7 separate regions of the Homo sapiens genome follow, and all the other regions are linked to region 7. Evidence: chromatin loops called from intact Hi-C (ENCODE). Cell type or tissue: endothelial cell of umbilical vein. All regions are shown on one strand.

The links. Hi-C counts contacts between places; a loop is a spot of excess contacts. Peaks named below come from ENCODE experiments on the same cell type or tissue, not always from the same donor. Only the 100,000 strongest peaks of a DNase experiment are listed, where the experiment ranks them.
Region 1: it touches region 7 in a loop (6-fold over the local background); 4 of 110 quality-filtered maps call a loop at or near these places.
Region 2: it touches region 7 in a loop (3-fold over the local background); 9 of 110 quality-filtered maps call a loop at or near these places.
Region 3: a loop joins it to region 7, with 11 times the contacts of the local background. A loop is called at or near these places in 11 of 110 quality-filtered maps.
Region 4: a loop joins it to region 7, with 9 times the contacts of the local background. A loop is called at or near these places in 11 of 110 quality-filtered maps.
Region 5: it touches region 7 in a loop (14-fold over the local background); 12 of 110 quality-filtered maps call a loop at or near these places.
Region 6: it touches region 7 in a loop (13-fold over the local background); 8 of 110 quality-filtered maps call a loop at or near these places.

What each region holds. Positions count from the first base shown.
Region 1 is chr1:186,402,813-186,406,812 of GRCh38, reverse strand. It overlaps ODR4 (odr-4 GPCR localization factor homolog), which reads right to left. Exons shown (of 14, transcript NM_017847.6): 12 at 545-730. Among named protein-coding and RNA genes, the nearest start is that of ODR4, 29 kb to the right of the region's middle. In endothelial cell of umbilical vein, a CTCF peak has its summit at 2,151; a DNase peak (open chromatin) is centred at 2,082; H3K27ac peaks cover 2,281 bases.
Region 2 is chr1:186,678,451-186,682,450 of GRCh38, reverse strand. PTGS2 (prostaglandin-endoperoxide synthase 2) reads left to right here and starts at 2,028. Exons shown (of 10, transcript NM_000963.4): 1 at 2,028-2,212; 2 at 3,013-3,129; 3 at 3,250-3,393. The coding sequence starts at 2,161. PACERR (PTGS2 antisense NFKB1 complex-mediated expression regulator RNA) reads right to left here and starts at 1,797. Exons shown (of 1, transcript NR_125801.1): 1 at 1,005-1,797. RefSeq lists an enhancer at 3,678-4,000. In endothelial cell of umbilical vein, a CTCF peak has its summit at 2,082; DNase peaks (open chromatin) are centred at 340 and 2,000; H3K4me3 peaks cover 3,384 bases; H3K27ac peaks cover 3,759 bases.
Region 3 is chr1:186,604,075-186,608,074 of GRCh38, reverse strand. No RefSeq gene overlaps it. Among named protein-coding and RNA genes, the nearest start is that of PTGS2, 74 kb to the left of the region's middle. In endothelial cell of umbilical vein, a CTCF peak has its summit at 2,143 (motif pointing left); a DNase peak (open chromatin) is centred at 2,114.
Region 4 is chr1:186,480,553-186,484,552 of GRCh38, reverse strand. No RefSeq gene overlaps it. Among named protein-coding and RNA genes, the nearest start is that of PDC, 21 kb to the right of the region's middle. In endothelial cell of umbilical vein, a CTCF peak has its summit at 1,688; a DNase peak (open chromatin) is centred at 1,682; H3K27ac peaks cover 333 bases.
Region 5 is chr1:186,984,454-186,988,453 of GRCh38, reverse strand. PLA2G4A (phospholipase A2 group IVA) reads right to left here. Exons shown (of 18, transcript NM_024420.3): 18 at 1-77. Among named protein-coding and RNA genes, the nearest start is that of LINC01036, 110 kb to the left of the region's middle. RefSeq lists an enhancer at 3,067-3,568. In endothelial cell of umbilical vein, a CTCF peak has its summit at 2,366 (motif pointing right); a DNase peak (open chromatin) is centred at 2,403; H3K27ac peaks cover 1,272 bases.
Region 6 is chr1:186,721,372-186,725,371 of GRCh38, reverse strand. No RefSeq gene overlaps it. Among named protein-coding and RNA genes, the nearest start is that of PACERR, 43 kb to the right of the region's middle. In endothelial cell of umbilical vein, a CTCF peak has its summit at 2,488 (motif pointing left); a DNase peak (open chromatin) is centred at 2,461.
Region 7 is chr1:186,915,058-186,919,057 of GRCh38, reverse strand. All of the region lies in intron 7 of PLA2G4A (phospholipase A2 group IVA), which reads right to left. Among named protein-coding and RNA genes, the nearest start is that of PLA2G4A, 88 kb to the right of the region's middle. In endothelial cell of umbilical vein, a CTCF peak has its summit at 1,743; DNase peaks (open chromatin) are centred at 1,477 and 1,727; H3K27ac peaks cover 1,328 bases.

The sequences.
Region 1 (4,000 bases), 510 kb after region 7:
AAAAAAATGTGTTACAAAACCTGGATAGTAAAGCAAATCTATGCTCTATAAAAGTCATCTAATTTCTGGAACTGCCCATTTTGGCTTAGTATCCCAATTACATGAAAGGTATATGAAAAAAAAAAGGCAAATAATATGGAGAAAATGTTTAATAAATTAGTGTTTTAAAACCTTCTGTTCTGACATGATGCTTTACCAAGTAAGATAATGAGTTTTGAGAAAACTTTTATATTGAAAGAAATACCTTAAAGCTTTGTAATTTTACCTACTTAATCCTGAACTTGTTTTATTAAGATCTACTTGCTAAGCTTGAAAAATACCTTAGTATCTTAAATTTTGGTACAATTTCCCAGGAAATACTCACTGTATGTCTAGACATGTAGAAATTAAACATGTATTTTAAAATGTCTCAGTTAATATTTCGAAGTGTCAAACAGAACTAGCTTTAAAAAAAATCTAAAGACATGATATTTAAACTAGACATCTCATAGGTAAAATCTTAGCTGTAATCTAACCAGGTTCTTAAATAGCATCATATAATGACCTGTGTTTGTTTCCTCTGCAATTTCCAAATCTTCTATTTGAATTGTGTGATCCAACATCTCCATAAAATGGTCCCTGATTTCTTCAGCTGACTCATCGTCAAATTTATAATCACACAACATTACAGTGGATCCAGGAAGGGGAACAAAGACTCGATAAGGGAGGACGTGGAACTCTTTTTCAGAATCTAAAAGGAAAAGAAATATTATCAATATTTAGATAGGTTTGTCACTGGTATCAGTGATACATATTTTAGAAGTACATACAAAAACTAATAGAAATAAAGCTTAAAAGGTCAATATTTTTTCATTTTCTGGTTGATCTGGCACAAAATTGCTCTTACCAAATTCTGCTTTACCTCAAAACCCCTGGTCTTTGCAAGGAACCTAAATGATACTCCTATGAAAAATAAACTTATCTCCAGGCGCGGTGGCTCATGCCTGTAATCCCAGCACTTTGGGAGGCTGAGGTGGGCAGATCACTTGAGGTCAGGAGTTGGAGACCAACGTGGCCAACATGGTGAAACCCCGTTTCTACTAAAAATACAAAAATTAGTCAGGCGTGGTGGCAGGTGCCTGTAATCCCAGCTACTCAGGAGGCTGAGGCAGGAGGATTTCTTGAACCGGGAGGTGGAGGTTGCGGTGAGCCAAGATCGCACCACTGCACTCCAGCCTGGGCAACAGAGCGAGACTCCATCTCAAAATAAAAATAAAAATAAAATAAACTTATCATTGCCTTCAATGTAAAGCTGTTGATTACACATTCTTATACGACCCACTGTCCTATGAAGAACACTCAAGAGACAATTTTGTCCTTGATGTCAGAAACTATTGTCCTTCTTGTCTGTTTTAGCCTCATAGGCACTGTACATTTTATAGTTGGTTTTTCTCTTCTTCATCCAAGTTTGGAGCCAAATTACTGGCCACCTTACATCTAGTGCACAGGATCTGATAGAATACATTTTTGTATTAATCTCCCCATGAATTTCATCTTACTAGATGTAGCCCCCTTCCTATATATCAAGCATGTTTAGGACATCTAGTCATACATACAGTTTTGTGTACCTATCTCACTACCAACTCCATTTTGCTTTCTTTTTTTACCTTCCCTTTGACTCTTTATTACTAATATTTATTTTCACTTGTTTACTTATGCTTCTTTGTAAAAAGCCTTAAATCATTTTTAGAAAAAAATAAATCTAAATAAATAACAAATATCTCATTCTTCTGTGAATACTTACAAACTGGAATATATTATTTCCCCTAATTTCTAACATAGTCACTGTTGCATGTAAATATATAATTACTTTTTAGTTAAATGCTACGATCCTTATGAACTATCAGAAAGATAGAAATTTTGTGAAAAGAATGACCTCTTTCAGCAACAGATATGATTAAAAAGTTACTAATGTAAAGATCAAGTGGAAAACTAGGGCTTATTTTAATAGTAACCTAGACTTCGTTGTCAAGAAACTAGTGGTAACTTTACATAATTACAAACAGAAGATGACGAACAATGCCTTAAGTGTCACAGGAAATGCAATGGCTTAAACTACGTGTTCCTTCCAGATTCTGTGTATTATCTTGTTTGCACATGAGAACTGGGAGAGAAATTTTACTCTTTGACCAGACTGCCTCCTAGCTGTAGAAGAATATTACTGCAATTTGTACTGTAGCACGAAAATTGTCCACACATTGAAATTAGGACTATATTATTTTATTTTGAGCCACAGTTACTTGAAACAGATTAAGTAAAAACTCAAAAATGACTCTAATGTGCATGTGCAATTGGCATGCAAAATTTTAAAACCATTTCAAACTACATCAATTCTTGGTCTATCTGAAAAATAACAAGCTAAAAAAATCAAACGTTAAATAACTGGTTCCAATAAATTTAAATTACTCATTAAAAAGAAAAAGCACTACAACTTTCAAATTAAGAAGTTAAATTAGCAATTTAGTATCTAAGTAAGACTCGTTTTCTGTTGGTCTGAGGTTTAAATGGGAGGAGAAATCTTTTGGAAAAGACACATCTCAAAAAGCACTCCAAAGCAGAATCCTTTAGGAATATCCTCATGTCATAGTATCTAGTTCAACATTATCTGAATAAAGTCAAAACAAATAAAAAAATTTTAAAATTAAGCCAATATAATAAGAATTGGGTTTCTATTGGTTAAATGTCCTAGCTGGTATCAGAGTAGTACTGAAACTTTTAAGTTATTTATGTATTTTTCATAGAATTTTTTTTTAGAATAGGTGATAGCACAGTTGAAGCTTAAAGGATAAGAGGACATCTGCATAAAGGGATAGGAGAAGTGCCATTCAGAGAGTGGAATCATAGGCACAGACAAACAGGATTACAAATGTTCTGGGAAGACAGTGGAGTGGTACAGAGGATACTGATGTGGGGATGGGCAAAGGTAAGAGGTTTCATAACTGATGACCTCCATTTTCACAATGAGTAGGTCATCTATGAGAATAAGTTGAGCAGGATCAAATGAAGACTTATAACAGTGAAGAAGGCTTAGGCTGTATCTTAAGAGGAATCAAAGAGGAAGATCACAACAAGTGCAAGGATTAATTGGAGTTTTTTTTTTTTTTTAAACTGACAATGAAATACTAAGTTCTTTTATCTGGATAGCCAAAATTAAAAGCCTAGGTTTAGTTTAGAGATCAGATATATAAAGTTATTATGTCCTTAACAGACTTCCTCATGCATGCAAAAATACTCTAATTCAGGTTAATTTTATGGCATACATTCTACATTTTACTATATTACAGCATCTATAAGATCTTACCAGTATATAAGAAAATAAGCAAAGTAAAATGAGGATAAAATCTAAAATCTAACAATTTGGTGTATAAATTCAACATCAGAATTTACATTTATTTATGCTTCAGGGGATGGATAACTCATTCTCCATGATGATTATTTTATATCACATGATTGTAACAAAACATCTCATATACCTCATAAATATATATATATACCTACTATGTATCCACAAAAGTTAAAAATTAAAAAAATTTTTTTAAAGAATTTACATTTATTTATATTATCACACTTACAATGTATTCTTTTATCTTGATACCTAAGATCAACTAATATGTTGTTGGAATAATTATCCTGTTACTAAAGTGTTGAATATATATTTACATCTTATTTCTGTTTGAAATATGCTAAATTTCCCAAAAATTGAAGTTAAGGCATTTTAAAGACAATTAACATAAGTTGTTCTCCTCCATCATCTCCAACATGGTATCAATACCACTTGATGAGGGCTTGGCTTACACCAATTTTATTAGGGGCCTTACAAACATCATCTCATTTAATCTTGCAGCCTCAAAAAGTAGGTACCATAATTCCTATTTTATATATAAGAAAATGGGGCCATTCATAGTGGCTCATGCCTATAATTCCCAGTGCTTTGGGAGGACTGCTTGGGGCCAGAAGTTTG
Region 2 (4,000 bases), 240 kb after region 7:
TATATAAGTGACAGAATTTCCACTATGGGATAGATGGAGTTCAATTCCTTTGAGTTTAAAATAATCTAAATATAATTATTCCTTATGCCCTGTTTTTCCCTCACTTTTGTATCCAAATCTCTTTTCAGACAACAGAACAATTAATGTCTGATAAGGAAGACAATGATGATGATCACTTCAAAATGAATTCAGGATTGTAATGTAAAATTTTAGTACTCTCTCACAGTATGGATTCTAACATGGCTTCTAACCCAAACTAACATTAGTAGCTCTAACTATAAACTTCAAATTTCAGTAGATGCAACCTACTCCTTTAAAATGAAACAGAAGATTGAAATTATTAAATTATCAAAAAGAAAATGATCCACGCTCTTAGTTGAAATTTCATGTAAGATTCCATGCAATAAATAGGAGTGCCATAAATGGAATGATGAAATATGACTAGAGGAGGAGAAAGGCTTCCTAGATGAGATGGAATTTTAGTCATCCGTGTCTCATGAAGAATCAGATGTGTACACTAAGCAAAACAGTTAAAAAAAAAACCTCCAAGTGAGTCTCTTATTTATTTTTTTCTTATAAGACTTCTACAAATTGAGGTACCTGGTGTAGTTTTATTTCAGGTTTTATGCTGTCATTTTCCTGTAATGCTAAGGACTTAGGACATAACTGAATTTTCTATTTTCCACTTCTTTTCTGGTGTGTGTGTATATATATATGTATATATACACACACACATATACATATATATATTTTTTAGTATCTCACCCTCACATGCTCCTCCCTGAGCACTACCCATGATAGATGTTAAACAAAAGCAAAGATGAAATTCCAACTGTCAAAATCTCCCTTCCATCTAATTAATTCCTCATCCAACTATGTTCCAAAACGAGAATAGAAAATTAGCCCCAATAAGCCCAGGCAACTGAAAAGTAAATGCTATGTTGTACTTTGATCCATGGTCACAACTCATAATCTTGGAAAAGTGGACAGAAAAGACAAAAGAGTGAACTTTAAAACTCGAATTTATTTTACCAGTATCTCCTATGAAGGGCTAGTAACCAAAATAATCCACGCATCAGGGAGAGAAATGCCTTAAGGCATACGTTTTGGACATTTAGCGTCCCTGCAAATTCTGGCCATCGCCGCTTCCTTTGTCCATCAGAAGGCAGGAAACTTTATATTGGTGACCCGTGGAGCTCACATTAACTATTTACAGGGTAACTGCTTAGGACCAGTATTATGAGGAGAATTTACCTTTCCCGCCTCTCTTTCCAAGAAACAAGGAGGGGGTGAAGGTACGGAGAACAGTATTTCTTCTGTTGAAAGCAACTTAGCTACAAAGATAAATTACAGCTATGTACACTGAAGGTAGCTATTTCATTCCACAAAATAAGAGTTTTTTAAAAAGCTATGTATGTATGTGCTGCATATAGAGCAGATATACAGCCTATTAAGCGTCGTCACTAAAACATAAAACATGTCAGCCTTTCTTAACCTTACTCGCCCCAGTCTGTCCCGACGTGACTTCCTCGACCCTCTAAAGACGTACAGACCAGACACGGCGGCGGCGGCGGGAGAGGGGATTCCCTGCGCCCCCGGACCTCAGGGCCGCTCAGATTCCTGGAGAGGAAGCCAAGTGTCCTTCTGCCCTCCCCCGGTATCCCATCCAAGGCGATCAGTCCAGAACTGGCTCTCGGAAGCGCTCGGGCAAAGACTGCGAAGAAGAAAAGACATCTGGCGGAAACCTGTGCGCCTGGGGCGGTGGAACTCGGGGAGGAGAGGGAGGGATCAGACAGGAGAGTGGGGACTACCCCCTCTGCTCCCAAATTGGGGCAGCTTCCTGGGTTTCCGATTTTCTCATTTCCGTGGGTAAAAAACCCTGCCCCCACCGGGCTTACGCAATTTTTTTAAGGGGAGAGGAGGGAAAAATTTGTGGGGGGTACGAAAAGGCGGAAAGAAACAGTCATTTCGTCACATGGGCTTGGTTTTCAGTCTTATAAAAAGGAAGGTTCTCTCGGTTAGCGACCAATTGTCATACGACTTGCAGTGAGCGTCAGGAGCACGTCCAGGAACTCCTCAGCAGCGCCTCCTTCAGCTCCACAGCCAGACGCCCTCAGACAGCAAAGCCTACCCCCGCGCCGCGCCCTGCCCGCCGCTGCGATGCTCGCCCGCGCCCTGCTGCTGTGCGCGGTCCTGGCGCTCAGCCATACAGGTGAGTACCTGGCGCCGCGCACCGGGGACTCCGGTTCCACGCACCCGGGCAGAGTTTCCGCTCTGACCTCCTGGGTCTATCCCAGTACTCCGACTTCTCTCCGAATAGAGAAGCTACGTGACTTGGGAAAGAGCTTGGACCGCTAGAGTTCGAAAGAACTCCGTGGATATTCCAGCTTTCCCACAAGCACTGATCATTATGAGCCAGTTACTTAACCGATCTGAGACACTCTCACCTCCTAAATAGGGATAGATGATACTAATTTGCAGGTTGTCATTATGATAAGACAGGATCTGATCAATATATGTGAATTGTTTATATTTGGAACCTTTTTATTGAGTGGAAGAAGTTGTTTTAAATATTCTAGTCAGTTCTTTCCTGCTCCCAGGAAAGCCCGGATTATGTTTTAAGATAAGCAAAATGTCTTAAAAGTAAGCTGTTTTACTTTGAATTTTTCCCTAAATGTTGATTAGTGTACTAGATCCATTTTAATTTGGAAAGTGAAGTGCTACTTATTTGAACTTCTTAAAAATGCTAATTTTAACATCTAAAGAGTTAACTAAGAAAAGCTTAGTAACATGATGTACCAAGTTGAATATGCTGTTATCCTTATTTAGAATAGAAAATTGGTATTTCTACGTTTTATCCATTCTAAGGCAGGTTAAAAAATTGTATTTCCATGACTACCTATATATTTCTTGAATTTATTATTGTAAAGTTGATTCATAGTCAAACAATTAAATGTTTAAATTAAGATTAAGACACTAGAGAATGATTTATTTGCTGTCCTTTAATTGCAGCAAATCCTTGCTGTTCCCACCCATGTCAAAACCGAGGTGTATGTATGAGTGTGGGATTTGACCAGTATAAGTGCGATTGTACCCGGACAGGATTCTATGGAGAAAACTGCTCAACACGTAAGTTTGTCCTTTGGTTGCCTCATTAGGAGTGGGGCTGGATACAGTTATCATTGTATAGATTTGTGTCTTATAATGAGTCCCATTAATTTCTCCCTCCCTTTCTTCGTCTTCTTGCAGCGGAATTTTTGACAAGAATAAAATTATTTCTGAAACCCACTCCAAACACAGTGCACTACATACTTACCCACTTCAAGGGATTTTGGAACGTTGTGAATAACATTCCCTTCCTTCGAAATGCAATTATGAGTTATGTGTTGACATGTAAGTACAAGTGTCTTTCTAAGGTTTTTAGCCTTCTCAAAGAAAAATATGCTTTATAATACTGTAAGCCTAATCTAAAAACATATTTCCAAGCTTATCAAAAAGACTTTAAGATAGCTTTTAAGTTTGCCTTCCATCTTAATCGCCAAAAATATTGACATTTAGTCCCATCCAGTTTATACAGTCTGCTCACAACTCTGTATACCTCTTCTAACCTTTACTGTTTGGTCAGTTTGTGGAGGTAGCATGGTCCAGCTGTTTATTGAATGCCCATGGGCCACAGAATTGTTCTGAACATGTAGCACCCATTAAAATAAATTTGGATTTGGATCAGCAAGAAAATAACTTTCCATGATTCTAAAGTGGGTGCCATACTCAGCCATTCCTTTCATAGGCCTCTTGGATAGTGAGCAGATGGCTACCTGAAAAATCAATATTGCCAGATTATAATGTGCAGAGTATATGTATTTTATTAAAGATGTATTTCAAGTGGCCATTAGACTATAAAGTGTAGTTGTTTAAAAATAGATTTTTTTTATTTTGGAGTTACATTCAACCTCAGGTGCCACTTTCCACATTTTACAATAAAAATAATGGTTGATTTACT
Region 3 (4,000 bases), 310 kb after region 7:
TCTCCAGAGACAAATTACAAGTATCAATAGATGCTGTTCACTATTTAGGACATGATCTGAGTGCCGCAGGCATCCAGATCTGGTGTCTGCTAGTTAAGCTTTCCCAGGAATTTCCTAGGTTGGTAACTAAGAAGAAACTTTCCAGGTTCTTAGGTTTAATTAGATGTTGTCATCAAGGGGTCTCTAGTTTTCCCCTCTTAGGGTCTTTACTGTATGAACTCACTAAACACTTAGTCCCTGAACCCCTTTCTTGGGAAGAAAAACATGAACCAGGACGTTGTAAAATTAAAACAGGCATTATAAAAACTCCCTGCTTTGGGATTGCCCAGTTACTAAAAACATTTCACCCTATTTGTACCTGAAAGAAATAATCAGGCCTTGAGAATCCTTGCACAAGAACATGATAATAAGCTTAGCCCATTGCCTCTTGTAGTGCTTGATTAGACTATTGCCAAAGCGTCTGTGGATCTAACCTCAGGTAATAATGCTTATCTCCACATATCACACAAGGTGAAAAGTCTTCTCAACTCTAACCTTACCCAATATCTTTCTTTTCTTTTTTTTTTTTAATTTGTGGTTAAAAAATAGACATATAATTTTGTATCTTAACCATTTTAAAGTGTACATTTCAATAGTGTTAAGGGTATTCATGTTGTGAAACACATCTCAATAACTTTTGTTTTTATCTTGGTTTCCTTATATTTGTTCTTTCGACAAATATTATTGAGCAGTTAGAATATACAGGCGCTGTTCAAGCACTGAGGATAAAGCATTAAACAACTCAGAATGAGATATAAGATTAGACCTGTTTATTTCACAAATCTGTTTTTTGAGGTTAAATTGAAACAATGCATGTAAAATTTATGAAGTATATCAGTAGTTCTCAAAATTTGGTCTAAGGGCTTTTTTACACTCTTAAAAATTATTGAATACATTTTAAAATGCTTTTGCTTATGTGGGATGCACTCACACAAACTTGTGTATATATATTTACTATACTAGAAATTAAAATGAAATATTTAAAATATATTTTCTAATTCATTTAAAATAAAAATAATACATTTATTGCATGTTTGTATAAATAACATATTTTTAAAATACTATATTTTATTAAAAGCATTTACCTAAACAAAAAATGTTTAGTAAGGCTGGATGTGGTGGTTCATGCCTATAATCCCAGCACTTTGGGAGGTCAAGGTGGGAGGATTGCTTGAGGCCAGAAGTGCTAGGCTAGACCATAGTAAGGAAAGAGAAAAAGAAAAGAAAGAGGGAAAGAGAGAGGGAGGGAGGAAGGAAGGAAGGAAGGAGAGAAAAAGAGAGAGAAAGAAAAAGAAAGAAAGAAAGTAAGCTTAGTGAGAGGAGAGGCATTGTGATGCATTTTGTAAATCTCATTAATGTCTGGCTTAATAAATGACAGTTGTATTCTCAAGAGTGATGTCGTCAAAATGGGAGAATAGAAATAATCTAGCTTCAGTGTTCCCCACAGAAAACCAAAAACAACTATCCAGTACCTAGATTATCATCACCAGTAACCAAGAACTGGGCCTTTTGATGATTTTTGAGACCACAGAAAAGTGAAAAACTACAAGCAGAAAGTAAGAGAAATGAACTTCAGTTTCTTTGATATGCCTCCCCTACCTAAGTTGCCAGGCACTACATGGAAAAGTCCCCCTAGACTTAGGGTTTCACCAATGGAAAAAGTGAGATCAAGGCAGGCAAGACAGCAGGCTTCCCCACCATCTTGGGTTTCTTAGCAGGACTGCCATTTCTGCCTCAACTCAAGAAGCATCACAAGTGCCTGTAGAGAGAAATATCCTAAAGGCGGCTAGACTGAAAAAAAAAAAAAAAGAGAGAGAGAGAGAGAGAGTGGAGAAGGGATAGCAATCCCAGGGTGCAAAATGTAGGGCTGCTCTTCAGCTCAGCAAAAAGAGACACCAAACCAGAAGAGCAGTTCAGCAGCACCGGGCTCTAGGAGGCATTCTTCATGGGTCCTCAGGACACAAAACTCTACCCAGCCTCCACACACAACCAAGGAATCTCCTTTGGGACTCCTCCTGCCACACAGCCCCCCATCTGACACAGGCAGTTCTCCAAACTTTTTTGAGAGCTGTGGCAAACTTGGACTTAGGGCACCATCTAGTGCCAAAAAGGAGGCAGCAGTCCGGGGCTAAGGGAACTCAACATGCAAACCACACAGAACCTCTAAACATGCATAGCCTAGAAAGACCAAAGCAATCCAGACAGTGAAGACTGGAATCAATAGCTAAACCTTTAGTGCAAAGACAGAAATGTAAATCCGTAAGAAACAACAGCAAACAGGAAACCATGACCTCCCCAAATGGACAAAGCAAAGATCCGGTGATAGGCAATGGAGCAATGGTGTGGGCTCTCAAATCAGGAATTCAATATGGTAATTTTGAGGAAACTCCGTGAACTCCAAGATAACAGAGAAAAACAATTCAGAAATTTATCATAGAAATTTAACAAAGAGATTAGAATAATTTTTAATAAGAACAGAAATCCTAGAACTCAGAAATACTTTGGCTGAACTGAAAAATTCATTGGAAGGTCTCAGCAGCAGAATTTATCAAGTGGAAGAAAGGTTCAGTGAGCTTGAAGATAGGGTATTTAAAAACACACAGGGAAGAAAAAAGAAAAAATAATTTTTAAAAAATGAAATATGCCTACGAGGTCTAGAAAACAGCTTCAAAAGAGCAAACCTAAGGGTCATTGGCATTTAAGAGGGAATTGAGAAGGAGGCAAAAGGTAGAAAGCTTATTCAAAGAGATAATACAGTAACACTTTCCAAACCTAGAGAAAAATATAAATATGCAAGTACAGAAAAGTCAAGGATTGTCAAGGATTATAAAGGATTATAAAATAGATTCAACCCAAATAAGACTACACCAAGGCATATAATAAACAAACACTCAAAGGTCAAGGTCAAAGAGAGAATTCTAAAATCAGCAATAAAAAAGAAGCAACATCATATGAAAAAGCTCAAGTTCATTGGGCAACAGACTTCTCAGCAGAAATCATACCCAGGAAGGAGTGAGATAATATATTCAAAGTGCTTAATGAAGAAAACTGCCAAATGATAATACTGTATCTAGCAAGCTAGCCTTCAAACATGAAAAATAGATAAAGACTTTCTGAGATAAATAATAGTTGAGGATATGACTTACCACCAGACCAGTCTTACAAGAAATACTGAAGGGAGTTCTTCAGTCTGAAAGGAAGCTAACATGCAACAGGAAAACATCAGAAGATATAAAATTCACTGGTAAAAGTTAGTATAGAGACAAATTCAGAATATTCTAATACTGTAATTGTGGTGTGTTAATCACTCATATCTTTAGTATGAAGACTAACAGACAAAGCTATCAAAACAATAATAACAACAAAATTTTGTTAAGAAAGATGCAGTTATGAAAAGATGTAAACCGAGAGAATAAAAAGCCAAAATATGGGGAGGTGGAGTTAAAGTGCAAAGTTTTTAAGTTTTTCTTTGTGTTTGCTTCTTTTCTTTACTTTATGATCAAAGTGAAGTAGTTATCTGCTGATAAAAAACTTGTTATAACTATAAGATGATTTTATAGGCCTCGTGGTAACCATAAAGCAACAATTTATAATAAATATCCTAAAAATAAAAATAAGCAATTAAAACATACTACCAGAGAAAATCACTTAACCACAAAGGAAAACAGTGAGAGTGGAAGAAGGGAAAAGTTACAAAACAAAGAGAAAACAAGTAACAAAATGGCAGTAGTAAGTCCTTATTATCAATAATAACATTGAATATAAATGCAATAAATTCTCCAATTAAAAGACATAGACTGGTTAAGTGGATTAGGAAACAATACCCAACTATATACTTTCTATGAGAAGCTCACCTCATATATACACACACACATAGACTGGAAGTAAAGGGATGAAAAAAGATTTTCTGTGCAAAAATGGAAGCCAAAAAAGAAAAAAGCAGAGCTACCTATACTTAGAT
Region 4 (4,000 bases), 430 kb after region 7:
TTTTCTCCTTTTAAAAATATCTCTTCAGGGTCTTATTTACCATGATATTGCTTTCCTGAATAATAATTAAATTCCTAAGTAGGAAAGAATCATCAACCCATTACCAACTAAAAAGTAAAGGTTCAAGTCTTTAAGAAGAAAAAATTCTTTCATAAAAGCACATGTGAGGCCAGGTGCAGCAGCTCACACCTGTAATCCCAGCATTTTGGGAGGCCGAGGTGGGTGGATCACCTGAGGTCAGGAGTTCAAGACCAGCCTGGCCAACATGGTGAAACACTATCTCTACTAAAAATATAAAAACTAGTTGGGCATGGTGGTGGGCGCCTGTAATCCCAGCTACTTGGGAGGCTGAGGCAGGAGAATTGCTTGAACCCAGGAGATGGGAGTTGCAGTGAGCCGACACGGTGCCACTGCACTCCAGCCTCAGTGACAGAGTGAGACTCCGTCTCAAAAAAACAAACAAACAAACAAACAAAAAGCATATGTGAAATCTCTACTGTAATTTGCACTAAATCTTAAGCTTTCTATTTGTACTTCCCCCTCCTCATCTCTTCAGTAGCTCCTTCAAACATGTTTTTTTCCAGAATATTTGTGACAAAATACCAGAAAATACAGTCTAAGAATCTTACTCAATTCTGTCTTGTGCATTGGTCTCTGATAGTTTCCTAGTTCCACATGGAAGAAGGTGTTTTTCAAAATCTATACTTTAAAAATTCAGTATTTGAATATTCATGTGTCCCTTAACAATGAAGATATGTTCTGGGAAATGTGTCATTAGGCAATTTTGTCACTGTGCCAACATCAAACGGTGGATTTACCACAAACCTAGATGTACATACTGTGCGGGTACTAGCCTACTACACACCTATGCTATATGGTATAGCCTACTGCCTCTAGGCAACAAACCTGTACAGCATATTACCCTACTGAATACTGTAGGCAACTGTAACACAATAGAAAGTAGGTGTGTATCTAAACATATCTAAATATAGAAAAGGTAATGTGTTACACTAAGATGTTATGGTGGCTACAATGCTACTGTGTGATAGGAGTTTTCACCTCCATTACAATCTTAGGGGACTATTGTTATATTTGCAATCCGTTGTTGACTGAACCATCATTATGCAGTGTATGACAATATAATACAAACTATTTATAGTGCACTTATGTGTAGAGTATATTTAAATTGGTCTACCTGCATTATCTCATTTAATCCTTAACAATCCTATGAATGCAAACTATGATTACTCCCATGTAGTTGAGGAAACTAAGGCATAGAAATGTTAACTTGCCCAAAATATCATGGTGAGTGAAGCATAAAAAGCCTAACAACAGTGTTCAAATGCTATGTATTGTTCCATCCACAAAAAACAGGAAAGAGAGTCTCTCACTCTCTGGGTGTGTTTGTGTCTGTGTTCCTTTTAAAACACAATTTTTAAAAGTCATAATTGCAAATTATTTTTCTAATGCAAATCACACATATCCTTTTGATAAGGATATTCAATCACAGAAAATGTTTAAAAGTATTTTTCTCCCTAATATTTCATATTGTATTTTAATCAGTTGAGCAATGTGTATAAAAGGAAAAAAATGACTGCATTTACATGTTACTATGTGATTTCCTTTGGAATCAGTTCTTCTGACTTAAGGTCAAACCAGACAGCTGGCCTGTATGTGATTATGCTGCCCTCACGTGACAGACGTTGTGAACTGCAAGTAGAGTGGGATCCTAGCAAAGACCACCAAGCCCGAAAACTCAGAGGAGCCGAGACTAGCTACTCCCCCAACTGTTCACTGACCATTTTCAAATCAACTTTTACCTGTGACCTCAAAACATCAATGTGATTTTCACATGTCCTTAGCTTACTTCTATTCAATGAGTACAGGTATCTACAATACTGTGTATTTACAGGTCTTACATGCATTTACAATTTAGTAGTAGGCAGTATCAGAAATGTTCTATTTCCTCTGGAACTTAATATGCTAATAGAGAATGGTGGCATATAATAATATTTACAAATAACCAAAAAGGTCTTGAAATTTCTCCAGTGGCATATATAATTTACCTATTTGGTCATACAACCTGACAAGTGCTACCATTTTTAAATCCTTCTAGAAACATGGCATTTAAGACTAAATTTAAAGACCTCTATTAATAATTATGAATGTGGCTGGGCGCGGTGGCTCATGCCTGTAATCCAGCACTCTGGGAGGCCGAGGCAGGCAGATCACCTGAGGTCGGGAGTTTGAGACCAGCCTGACCAACATGGAGAAACCCCGTCTCTACTAAAAACACAAAATTAGCCGGGCATGGTGGCGCAAGCCTGTTATCCCAGCTACTTGGGAGGCTGAGGCAGGAGAATTGCTTGAACCCGAGAGGTGAAGGTTGAGGTGAGCCGAGATCATGCCATTGCACTCCAGCCTGGGCAACAAGAGTGAAACTCCGTATCAAAAAAAAAAAAGAAGAAGAAGATAAATAAAATAAAAATAAAAATAATTATTAATGTGAATACAGCCTGTTTTGGTAAGATAAAATGTGTCATACAACAAAAATCCAGGCGAATCTCTAGTATGGTCCTTCTCTCCTTGATAAACAGTTCTTTGGCTCACAAAAGAAATGGGAATGGCTAAAATTCTCCTTTGACCATAAATTTTTATGATAGTTTCATTGACTATGGAGTTAAAAACTAAAAACAGAGCATCAAAATTCCACCCTAGATGATGTAGGAAATTGCCTAGAATATGTGATCCAAAGCCACCAAAAGACCTCTCAGTGGCTCCAAATGATCTTTCAAACTCGCTTGCCCTAGAGCCTAGGATTCCTGCCATTAATACATTTTTTCCTACTTACAGTATGTCGTCTCTGGTAGTTTGATTTTGAAATATCAAAATACAGCATTATCTGGAGAGATAAGACACTATAAATCACAAGTTCCTTAGCACAGATTAATTAATCAGGATACTTAATGTCAAAAGGAAAGCAGTAAATAAGACCTTGAGGTCAAGCTACAGGTAGTAATTTATGGACAGGAGGATAGAGGTGTGGTCCAAAGGATACAGCACTGCTGAGAAGAGTTCCCAGCCTGGGCAAGAAAAGATCATTTAGCAAGAGAAGCCAAACATGGACAGGGAAAGTGGAAAGAAGTTGAAGATAAACTTGGGCTGCTGAAGAACTGCATGTAAGACTGGCTCTTTAACTGAAACTAAAATATAAAAAATATCCAATAAAGAGGAAACATTTTATCAGACTTTATAGATTAAATAAAGCAAATATCAGAATGACCAAGTTTGTTTTCAAAGGACTTTAACATTTATGACTTTACCACAAAAACTCTCACTTTTTTAAATAAAAAATTCTGCACATAGAAATATCAAATAGTATTAAAATACTAATGCGTCTGCTAAATATTAAATAGAGTGCTCTATCTCTTTGTGGCCAGGATGAGGAAAGGGCCATATTCTGTTTCTAATGATCTTACTGATTGTGTGTCTTGAAATGTTTAGAATACACTAAATAAATGTAAAAGCAAGAAACATAACCAAAATAATGTGCTCCCAGATAAGGAAGAGATTTTTACAACTCTCAAAAATCTAAGTCCAACCTTCCCAAACTGTAAAAACAAACATTAGAAAGTTTACCAAGTAAGTGATCATATAAATTTTTTTTCCTTATCTCTGAGAAAGCAATTGTTAGTTGGTTCTTTTCTGGTGAACTCTTTTTCAGGTTCATGCTTATTTGTAATGTAATAGCTCTTCTTTCCACAGGAGACATCTTTCAGTATCTACACTCAAATCTCCTGTGGAATCACTTGTTTCTGTCAGTGATTACAAACATATAAAACAAACATTCTGAGATCCCTTTGAATACCTCCTAAGTAGGTAGAATTTAAAAATTTAAGTAAATTTTTCTCTTTTTGTAACGAGGAAAGACCTCAAGGAACAGCAGGAATACAAATTTAGACATGGAGGGAAATGGTATTCGATTCCTTAAACGGCTCTA
Region 5 (4,000 bases), 69 kb before region 7:
TTACTAAGGGAAACAGAGCAACGAGATGGATTCTGTCTTCTATATTCAATGCTTTCAACCATGGCTTCTTTTATCACCTGCAAATAGAGACAGAAGTTGTATAATTAGCGCTGCTATGAACTCATTTATATATTTTTTATTAAAATAAAAATCAAATGAATCTTTTTATTAGAGTATTCCTTTTGACATATATGAATAGAAATCTACGAGTCATGCATACACATTTAAATTCAACATCCCACCACTGCACTCTTGTTAAGCTTATATTCAGCTACTGTTCCTTCCCTCACCAGGGAAAGAAGGATTCTGGAAATGTTCTAGATTTTATGCTGATAAATTTGGGAATAAAGTGGTAGCATGGTAAAATTATGTTGGTTCTGCTCTTTGCCAAAAGGGGGATAACAGGGAAGAAACAAGTAATTACTAAATCTATAATTTATGTTCTTTATAATTAGTGGGCAAGTAGAAAAAGACCACCAGGAAAGTAAAAGCTTTTCCTAGTGGAGGAAGAAGGCATTGCTGGAGAATTGCCTTCCTTCCTCAACTGAAACAATACAGTTATAAAACATGAGCCTCCTCTATCTAGGAAACATCATGCTCTGTGATTTCATTGGTGAAAATGAATTACTACTTTTTATTCAGCATACATATATCCAATATATATTCTTTACATATACCCATGTTAATGGTAACCAGAAGAAAACACAGGAAACTACAACCTCTAAGAACTGCTATTTCAACTGTCATACACTGGTTTTGGTATGAAGTTAACCTAGTTAGAATTTGGGGAAAGAAGAGAACATTCAGAATTTGGTAGATGCAGTTATTGAAGAGCAGTGGAAATGGGCTTTGGAAGAAGGCCTGAATAGTAAATCTTGTCTCTGCTTCTGCTTCAGAACCTTGTTAAAATCAGGAAGACTCCATTTCCCAGGACAGTCCTCATTTCATCTCGATGACCAATGAGATAGATGTTTCTGGGCATCAGGAAACCGAGGCAAGTCACAGAGTTATTCCACAATTCCTTTTATTCTCTACCTCAGGGATTGTTAAGCAACATTAAGGTACAGTCCACGGGCTTTTCAGCCCCTTGCCACAGGTAGGAATACTTGGCAAGTCTGATCAGTTTAGGACGCTATGGCCTCCTCTCACTCACAACTGCTGTGGCCCACTTGGCCTTGGAGATGCATGCTCAGAGGGATTCTCCCATTACCACGTGCAAGCTCACTGGGCAAGCATGGCTCATTGCCTGAAGGAGATCATGTTTGCACCACTTAAACATGTGAGATCTAAATGGTGCAAACATGCAATTATTTTTCTGTGACTTTATGTCCCAGACACCCAACAAGCAAGGCTCTCTATTCTCTAATAGTAACTTTAAAAACGCAGTCAGATTTTGGAAAAAGGGAGCTATCACAGGAATGTGGTTCTTTTATATGCCTTATTTTAAAACGTAATATATGTAATTATCTTCTCGGGAAATGGGCTCAAACGTGAATGAGTCCGTTAAGGTAAAGCTGATATTTGCTGATCCCACTTTTCTTAAGAATAGGGAAACATAATTCTGTGATGACAAAAGATGCTTCAGATCTATGAAGGAGACTTGGACCAAAGGCTACCAGGCACAAACACTTCTTGGCTGTGTGAGATGGAGGGCAATTAGTGTCAATACTTGAGCCCATTTCTTCTTCTTTAAAATGGAAATAATGTACTAATTTGGGGTTTTGTGGGGATTGGAGATCATTTCTATAAAGTGCTTGGCACAATACCTGGTACATAAACATTCTACAACAGCTGTTACGCTTGTTATTTTTAAACTGACAATATGTGATGAAAATTGGGAACTCTAAATTAGAAGTGAAGCTATAAAGTTTATAAGAAATAAACACACCAGGTGTGTAGCCAAGAATGAGCTTATTATATTGTGTAAGTCAGCAAATCGTTTCTGCTATTCAAAGTATCCTACTACATCTTCTTTTAAAAATCTCCCTGCCTTTCTAGAGATCTATATCAGCAAATTTATCAATTGGTTTCTCCTTCTCACAGAAATCCATGAAACATCAACCCTCATTGCATAAAAGTGTCCAAATAAAATAAAAACCAACTATTTGCTTTCTAAACACCTAAAAAGCTTTAAAATAAAAAAGACCATACAAAAAATTAAACTGACAATGATTGCTGCTATCAATTCCCTCATAATGAATTCTTGAGCATAAAAAAAATCAGCAATATCAACATCAGGAACTAGTGGATTTATCGTAATTGGACCTCAGCTGGTGTTCCTAGTGAGCAAGCCATTCTGATAAAGGAAAATGAACACTTCCAACTCTGAAAACCCCAAGTTAGAATGTGCAAGTTGATCCACTAGGTGGCATATTAACACCATGAAACCATTAACCAGGTTTTTCACATTACTGCGGAAAATACCCTGTTCTTGGGAGTTACAGTTCTGTGATAGAAAAAATCAAGCCCAGTATTAGATCAGTTACTAAATTCAAACCTTTTGGCATCCTACATGATACAACTACATATATTCAAAAAGGCATTATGTTAAATTTAAACCTTTCTTTTCATTATTATACAAGAAGTCATCTTAAATGGTGTTTGTATCTCTTTCATTCTTCCCTGAAATTCATTGGGATTCCAAATCCTTCCCTTCAGTGTTATCCCAGCAAAAGCCCTCATATCTCAACCTTCTCCAGCCTCACCACCTATCCCATGTCATCTTTCACTTGTGCCATTCAGTAGCCTCCTATTGTTGAACCAGATCTCTTAAATCTTTGCTAATGAAAGCAGAGAATAAGAAAAACAAGCATGTAAAATGTGATCCCCCTTCCACATAAGAAACAAATTTGTAGAGGTGAGATTATAAGCAATCTACAAACAAATATTGAGTTATCACAACAGAAAATAAAAAATAAGCCCAAGAGAGAAAGTTAAGTATATTTTGTTAGAGAAGTAAAAATTACAAATATAGGAGAACATGAGAAGATATTTAGGTGTAAAATTACTGTGAATTTGCTGGATAATGCCTGCCTTTTCAATAAAAACTGAAATGTCAGGAAGGCAGAAAGTTCATCAGGCTTGCATTTTTTTTTATCCGAGCGCTTAGAACATGGAAGGTACATAATAAATATTTGCAAAATTAATAAATACACAGAAGGTGCTCACTAGAGGTTGATTGACACAGGGCAGCATTCAGTTCAGAGGAACAGTGAGACCAGTTGAGTTAAAGGACAGGCAGGGTTTTTAAGTGGAGCAGAAGACTGGGCATTCTCTGTAGAAGAATAACCATATGAAAAGACTGAGGATGGGAGGCTGTGGCATTCGTCAGAGACATCTGGGAATTCATTCTGGCCTGGCTAGAATGAAGGCTGTGTTTGGGGAACACTAAGAAATAAGGCTGCTTGAGAGACAGGTGGTTCAAAAGTAAGGAATGAAGGAGAAAAGACATGCAGCCTCATCTCAGCTCCCCCACATCATCGTGACTTCCAGTAACCTGCCTAAGTAATCCATGACTCCATTTCCTAACTTATAAATTAAAACCCCACCTCATAGGCTAGTCTTGAGTGTTAAATATTTGGGGGAAAATATTTGGCTTATATGAAGCACTCAAAACTTTTAATTCTTCTTTCCATGCTGTACCCCTAGTTTCTAAAACAGTTTCTGGCACACTAAACAATAAATATGTATTGAATTAATAAATAAATGAGACCAGAAAGAGATCATAGGCAGCATTAAAAATAGATGAGTTATGGACTAATATATTAGGCAATAATACATAATAGTAAGCTTATAAATTATTTTTAAAAGATAGAACTTTTACTTGTACCTACACACCCTTATCAAGATGAAGAAATATCAATGAATTAATGAATTAAGAAATGAGTACCAGTATTTCTGGATATGGATGTATCCTCATTTTAATTAACATTTAATGTTTAGCACTTTGTAGAATTATTTAAGAAAGAAAAAAGCTCATTACTTTGCATCATTGGCATAT
Region 6 (4,000 bases), 190 kb after region 7:
GAATTAGAAAAAAACTACTTTAAATTTCATATGGAACCAAAAAAGAACCCGCACAGCCAAGACAATCCTAAGCAAAAAGAACAAAGCTGGAGGCATTATGCTACCTGACTTCAAACTATACTACAAGGCTACAGTAACCAAAACAGCATGGTACTGGTACCAAAACAGAGATATAGACCAATGGAACAGAACAGAAGCCTCAGAAATAATACCGCACATCTACAACCATCTGATCTTTGACAATCCTGACAAAAACAAGCAATGGGGAAAGGATTCTCTATTTAATAAATGGTGCTGGGAAAACTGGCTAACCATATGCAGAAAACTGAAACTGGACCCCTTCCTTGCACCTTATACAAAAATTAACTCAAGATGGATTAAAAACTTAAATATAAGACTTAAAACCATAAAAACCCTAGGAGAAAACCTAGGCAATACCATTCAGGACATAGGCATGGACAAAGACTTCATGACTAAAACACCAAAAGCAATGGCAACAAAAGCCAAAATTGACAAATGGGATCTAATTAAACTAAAGTACTTCTGAACAGCAAAAGAAACTATCATCAGAGTGAACAGGCAACCTACAGAATGGGAGAAAATTTTTGCCATCTATGCATCTGACAAAGGGATAATATCCAGAATCTACAAGGAACTTAAACAAATTTACAAGAGAAAAACAAAAAAAAGCCCATTAAAAAGTGGGCAAAGGATATGAACAGACACTTCTCAAAAGAAGACATTTATGCAGCCAACAAACATGAAAAAAAAGCTCATCATCACTGGTCATTAGAGAAATGCAAATCAAAACCACAATGAGATACCATCTCACGCCAGTTAGAATGGCGATCATTAAAAAGTCAGGAAACAAGAGATGCTGGAGAGGATGTGGAGAAATAGGAACCCCTTTACACTATTGGTGTGTAAATTAGTTCTAGCATTGTGAAAGACGGTGTGGCAATTCCTCAAAGATCTAGAACCAGAAATACCATTTGACATTATGCCATTACTGAGAATAAACACAAAGGATTATAAATCACTCTACTATAAAGACACATGCACACGTATGTTTATTGCAGCACTGTTCACAATAGCAAAGACTTGGAACCAACCCAAATGCCCATCAATGATAGACTGGATAAAGAAAATGTGGGACATATATACCGTGGAATACTATGCAGCCATAAAAAGGATGGGTTCATGTCCTTTGCAGGGACGTGGATGAAACTGGAAACCATTATTCTCAGCAAACTAACACAGGAACAGAAAACCAAACACCGCATGTTCTCACTCATAAGTGGGAGCTGAAAAATGAGAACACATGGACACAGAGAGGGGAACTTCACACACCAGGGCCTGTTGGAGGGTGGGGAAATAGGGGAGGGATAGCATTAGGAGACATACCTAATGTAGATGACGGGTTGATGGGTGCAGCGAACCACCATGGCATGTGTATACCTGTGTAACAAACCTGTATGTTCTGCACACGTATCCCAGAACTTAAAGTACAATAAAAAAAATTTTTAAAAAGGAAATAATCATATAAACTGGAACTCTCACTCTTTTAGCCAGCCCATTAATTAGTACACAATGAATCTTCAGTTTGTACCGCTCCATCAGGGAAGTCTCTCCATGTTTTGTTAAAAGTGTGGTTGGCCTGGAAAAGATTAATACCTTTCATTTATTGAACAGCTTATAGTTGGGGTGTTCACATTCCATTAGCTCATTTTATACCATAATGATTTTTTGAATTAAGCAGGAAAGTGGGAACATTACTTTCATTTTATTTAAAAAAAAAAAAAAAAAAGAGGAGCTCAGAAAAATCAGGCAGACTTCCCAAAGTTCATCTGGCAAGGTAGTAGTTAAAATGATGTTAGAATAGTGGTTTTATATGCTCTTCTTGCTACACCGCAATATACTCGAATGTTCTTTTTCACCTTAACATGACAATGACAGTCACTCTCTTAAACCAAAAATGATGACTAGAACAAGAATTTAGGGCCAGAAGCAACCATAGTAGATTCAGGCTTGTGTCTTATTGGAGTTTAAACTTCCAACTAGAATTAATATTTTGGTTAGTAATAAAGCTATAACCCAAACTCCAGCCTGTTACTAGATGATTTTCAGCCTTTGGGATATGTCCCATTCCAATCAAGCTGTTCCTTTTCCTGTCTTGAAATGTGCTAACCATATTTAAACATTTAGCTACAACGACTTCAACCAGATGCTAAATTAAATGGAAAAATTTGGGAATTTGATATTTCCCTTTCCCAAATGTCTAATTTTGTACCCTTGCTACACTTCTTACACTTACAATTCACTTCATTTTGTACTTCACCTTTGTTGTTGTTGCCAGTTTAATCACACAATGTTTTACTTCCATGCTATCAATTAAACATTTTTTTCTCAGAAAAAAAAAAAAAGCCCAGACCTAGAAGAGGGTTATGTTTCCATGAGCTCCCCCTAGAGGTTGGAGTGCTCATTAACACTAGTTAGCTACCAAAACAAATTCACAATCCACATTGTATTCAGAATAGACCACGTTCATCCAACATCATTTGCTTGTAATTCAGTAATAAAACACGAACAGATGACATAAGAAATTAAAAAGTGTCATAGCATTTAGAGAAAGGTTTGGCTGGTTGTTTCATTCATTCATTCATTCCATAAATACCTTGGGCTGGAACATAAATTTTACCTTTTAATTTTAGCATAGTTCTCTTTCCAATAGGTACAAATTATAGGGCCTAGAAGAAATAAAGGGCACATTCGGTCAGTATTTGGAAAGAGAAGAGTACCAAAGAAAAGTCTCTTTAAACAACAAAGACTCAGTTTGCCTGTTTCTTTCATTAATTTAACCGTTCAACGTTGTTGAGTGCTCATTATGTGTCAGAATGCATTTGATATGGGAATTGAACAGTGAACAAGGTATGACATCTGCCCTTATGAAGTTTTCAATTCAATGATTGCTGACAGGTCAGGTCACAAAAATAAAGTCACATGAAAGAATGTCAGTGGAGAAATAAGAGCAGAAAGCAAAATGGGATAAGTATTCTAGCAGAATGTGACATATGAGTCAAATTTTAAAGGACACATAAATTTGGGTTAGGTGGGGGCAGCAGGAAAGAAAGTTGGATAATGTCAAATAAAACTATCAGAGATGTATCATAGACCAATGAATAAACTGGAAATTTACATTTTGACTTCAATAAAACGTTTATTGCAGAATTTTTTAACGTAAGAGGAGAGGCAACACTTACAAATGCCTGGAGGCCTAAATGGCCCAAATTTTCCTCAGGGGCCCAAAAAGGTGATTTAAAATGAATAGAAACTCAGAGGACTGATGCTTAGAAGGGATGGGGTGCTTTAATGATAGAATTCTGTCTAAATTATTATTAGAAACACCTTTAATTATTGCAATACTGTCTTAAGGGCCTCAAAAAAAAACTCAACTAAATTCATTTTATACAATAAGTATACAATAGACAAGTTTTTTTCCACCAGCCCAACATCATCTTGTGTTTGAGAAAACAAAGATCCAGAGAAGTTAAGTAAATGAAGTTACACAGAAATTTGTGACAGGGGCATGTAAGTGAGATACAATTCACTGCTGCATGTACTATACCAGAATGAAAAAATCAAAACATCATATGTGGGCAATTACACAGAACTACATTGAAACCATTTGCTTTCCACAATCTGTTATTAAAGTTTGTCTTAATCCATAAACTGTTATTAAGAACTTCTAGAACATGTCGGTATAACAATAAATTTTTGACTGAGATTATTAAAAGCATGCAATTTTATTAATCAAATGATTTTTTTAAAAATCCATTTCCTAAGATTTGGAATTTTCCACTTTCCATGTTCTCCCTATGTTCAAATAAGAAAGGAAAAATACAGATTAGTTGAAAAACCTCTTCGCAGAGGTACCACATTACCATTCAAAATGTGTAAAGTTGAGCTTCTTTCATTTGAAGCTAATATTTGTGAATTACAC
Region 7 (4,000 bases):
AGAGAAAAAATGGCAGTTGGAGTTTTAACCCAGACTGTGGGGCCCTGGCCAAGGCCAGTGGCCTATCTCTCAAAACAACTAGATGGGTTTCCAAAGGCTGGCCACTATGTCTAAGGACCCTGGCAGCAACAGCCCTGTTAGCACAAGAAGCAGATAAACTAACCCTTGGGCAAAACCTGAATATAAAGGCCCCCCATGCTGTGGTAACTTTGATGACTACCGAAGGACATCATTGGCTAACAAATGCTAGATTAACCAAGTACCAAAGCTTGCCATGTGAAAATCCCCACATAACTATTGAAGTCTGTAACACCCTAAATCCCACCACCCTGCTCCCAGTATCAGAGAGCCCGGGCGAGCATAACTGTGTAGAGGTGTTGGACTCAGTCTATTCTAGCAGACCTGACCTTCGGGACCAGCCATGGGCATCATCAGTAGACTGGGAGTTATACATGGACGGGAGCAGCTTCATCAACTCACAAGGAGAAAGATGTGCAGGATATGCGGTGGTAACTTTGGATGCTGTCATTAAAGCCAAACTGTGGCTACAGGGCACTTCAGCCCAGAAGGCTGAGCTCATTGCTTTAACTCGGGCTGTAGAACTCAGTGAAGGTAAGACTGTAAACATCTACACTGACTCTGGATATGCCTCTCTAACCCTCCAAGTGCATGGAGCATTATATAAGGAAAAGGGCCTGTTAAACTCTGGGGGAAAGGACATAAAATATCAACAGTAAATTCTACAATTATTAGAGGCAGTGTGGAAACCTCAGAAGGTGGCAGTCATGCACTGCAGGGGACACCAGCGAGCCTCCACCTCAGTGGCCTTAAGAAACTCTCGACCTGATTCAGAAGCTCAAAAAGCAGCATCTACCCCTTACTGGGCATCGATAGCAGCCCCCTTACTCCCTCAAACACCTGACCTGGTACATACCTATTCTAAGGAAGAAAAAGACTTCTTCCACCCAGACAGGGGGCAAGTAATAAAAGGAGGATGAATCAGACTGCCAGATGGGAGGGTAGCTGTGCTGCAGTTGCTGGGAGCCACAGTCGTATTGGCCATGCACGAAACCACTCACCTAGGGCAAGAGTCACTTGAAGAATTGTTAGGCCGGTACTTCTACGTCTCACACTTGCCAGCCTTTGCCAAAGCAGTAGCACAACTGTGCATTACATGCCGACAGCACAATGCGAGGCAAAGCCCCACTGTTTCGCCCCACATACAAGCTTATGGAGCAGCTCCTTTTGAGGATCTTCAGGTGGATTTCACAGAAATGCCAAAATGTGGAGGTAACAAGTATTTGCTGGTTCTTACGTGTACTTACTCTGGGTGGGTGGAGGCTTATCCAACACGAACTGAAAAGCCCTACAAGGTAACCCATGTGCTTCTCCAAGATCTTATTCCTAGGTTTGGACTGCCCTTATGAATCAGCTCAGATAACGGGCCGGCATTTGTGGCTCACTTGGTACGGAAGACAGCAAAGGCATTAGGAATCACTTGGAAGCTACATACCGCCTACTGACCTCAGAGTTCCGGAAAGGTGGAGCGAATGAATCGGACTATCAAAAATAGTTTAGGGAAAGTATGTCAGGAAACAGGATTAAAGTGGATACAGGCCCTTCCTATGGTATTGTTTAAAATTAGATGCACTCCTTCTAAGAAAACAGGATACTCCCCTTAAGAAATACTGTATCATAGGCCTCCTCCTATACTAGGAGAGCTTCCAGGCACTTCCCAAGAGTTAGGTGAATTGAATTACAGCGACAGCTACAGGCTTTAGGAAAAATTACACAAACAATCTCAACTTGGGTAAATGAGAGGTGTCCCATCAGCTTATTCTCCCCAGTTCACCCTTTCTCTCCAGGTGATCGCGTATGAATCAAGGACTGGAATGTAGCCCCTTTGCGGCCACGGTGGAAAGGACCTCAGACCATCATCCTGAACACCCCCACAGCTGTAAAGGTAGAAGGAATCCCACCCTGGATCCACCACAGCCGTGTGAAACCTGCAGCCGCTGAAACCTGGAAGGCAAAACCGAGCCCGGACAACCCCTGCAAAGTGACTCTGAGGAGGACGACAAGCCCTGCTCCAGTCACACCCAGAAGCTGACTGGTCTATGCACAGCCGAAGCATGAGGAAAATTATCATGGGATTCATTTTCCTTATAATTTGGACTTGTATAGTAGACACTTCCACTGATTTTCCCTGCATGGAGGACTGCTCTCAGTGTATACATCAGGTTACCGAGGTAGGGCAACAAGTTAAAACAATTATTCTGTTCTATAGTTACTATGAATGCCTAGGAACTTTAAAAGGAACATGTTTATATAATGACACTCAGTACAGGTATGTAGCCCAGGAAACGACAGACCAGATGTGTGTTATGACCCCTCTGAGCCTCCCATGTCCACTGTTTTTGAAATAAGATTAAGGACTGAAGACTGGTGGGGACTCATAAATGATACAAGTAAAGTATTAGCCAGAACAGAAGAAAAAGGGGTGCCCAAACGCATAATCTTGAAATTTGATGCCTGTGCTATCATTAATAGCAATAAGCTAGGAAGGGGATGTGGCCATTTTAGTTGGGAAAAAGGCTATATGACCAAAAATAAGTACATTTGTCATGAATTAGGACTGTGTGGAAATGAATGTGGATACTGGTCTTGTGTCATTTGGGCCACTTGGATAAAAAAATGAAAAGGATCCAGTCCACCTTCAGAAAGGAAAGAATGACCCTTCCTGTACTAAGGGACAATGTAACCCCTTAGAGCTAGTGATAACCAATCCCCTTAATCCTCACTGGAAAAAAGGGGAGCGTGTGACCTTAGGAATCGACAGGGCCAGACTGGATCCTCGAGTAAATATCTTGGTTCGAGGAGGAGAAGTTTACGAACGCTCTCCTGAGCCAGTGTTTCAAACTTTCTATGATGAACTAAATGTGCCAGTACCAGAAATTCCAGGAAAAACAAGAAATTTGTTTTTGCAACTAGCCGAGTGTGTAGCCCAGCCTCTCAATGTCACTTCATGTTATGTCTGTGGAGGAACCGTAACAGGATATCAATGGCCATGGAAAGCCCGAGAATTAGTACCTGTAGACCCAGTTCCTGATGAATTCCTGGCTCAAAAGAATTACCCTGATAATTTCTGGGTCCTAAAACCCTCAATTACTGGACAATATTGCATAGCTAGAGAAGGAAAAAAATTCACTCACCCCGTAGGATGACTTAGTTGTCTGGGACAGAAACTGTATAATGGTACCACAAAAACAGTCACTTGGTGGAGCTCAAATCACACAGAGAGGAATCCATTTAGTAAATTTCCAAAGCTGCAAATCGTGTGGACCCACCCGGAGTCCCACTGGGACTGGACAGCCCCCACGGCATTATACTGGATATGTGGGCATACAGCTTCCAATAATACAACTACCAGTGGGCAGGTAGTTGTGTTATTGAAACTATTAAACCATCTTTCTTCCTACTGCCCATAAAAACAGGCAAATTCCTGGGCTTCCCTGTCTATGCTTTCCGTGAAAAGAGAAGCATAGCTATAAAAAATTAGAAAGATAATGAATGGCCCCCTGAGAGAATCATACAATATTATGGGCCTGCTACTTGGGCACAAGTTGGCTCGTGGGGATACTGGACCCCCATTTACATGATCAACCGAATCATACAGTTACAAGCTGTCTTAGAAATAATCACTAATAAAACCGGCAGAGCCTTGACTATTCTGGCCCGGCAAGAAACTCAGATGAGAAATGCTATCTGTCAAAATAGATTGGCCCTTGACTACTTGCTAGCAGCTGAAGGAGGGGTCTGTGGGAAATTTAACCTTACTAATTGCTGTCTACACATAGATGATCAAGGGCAAGTAGTTGAAGACATAGTTAGAGATATGACAAAACTGGCACACATGCCCGTGCAAGTGTGGCATGGATTTGATCCTGGGGCCATGTTTGGAAAATGGTTCCCAGCACTAGGAGGATTTAAAACTCTTATA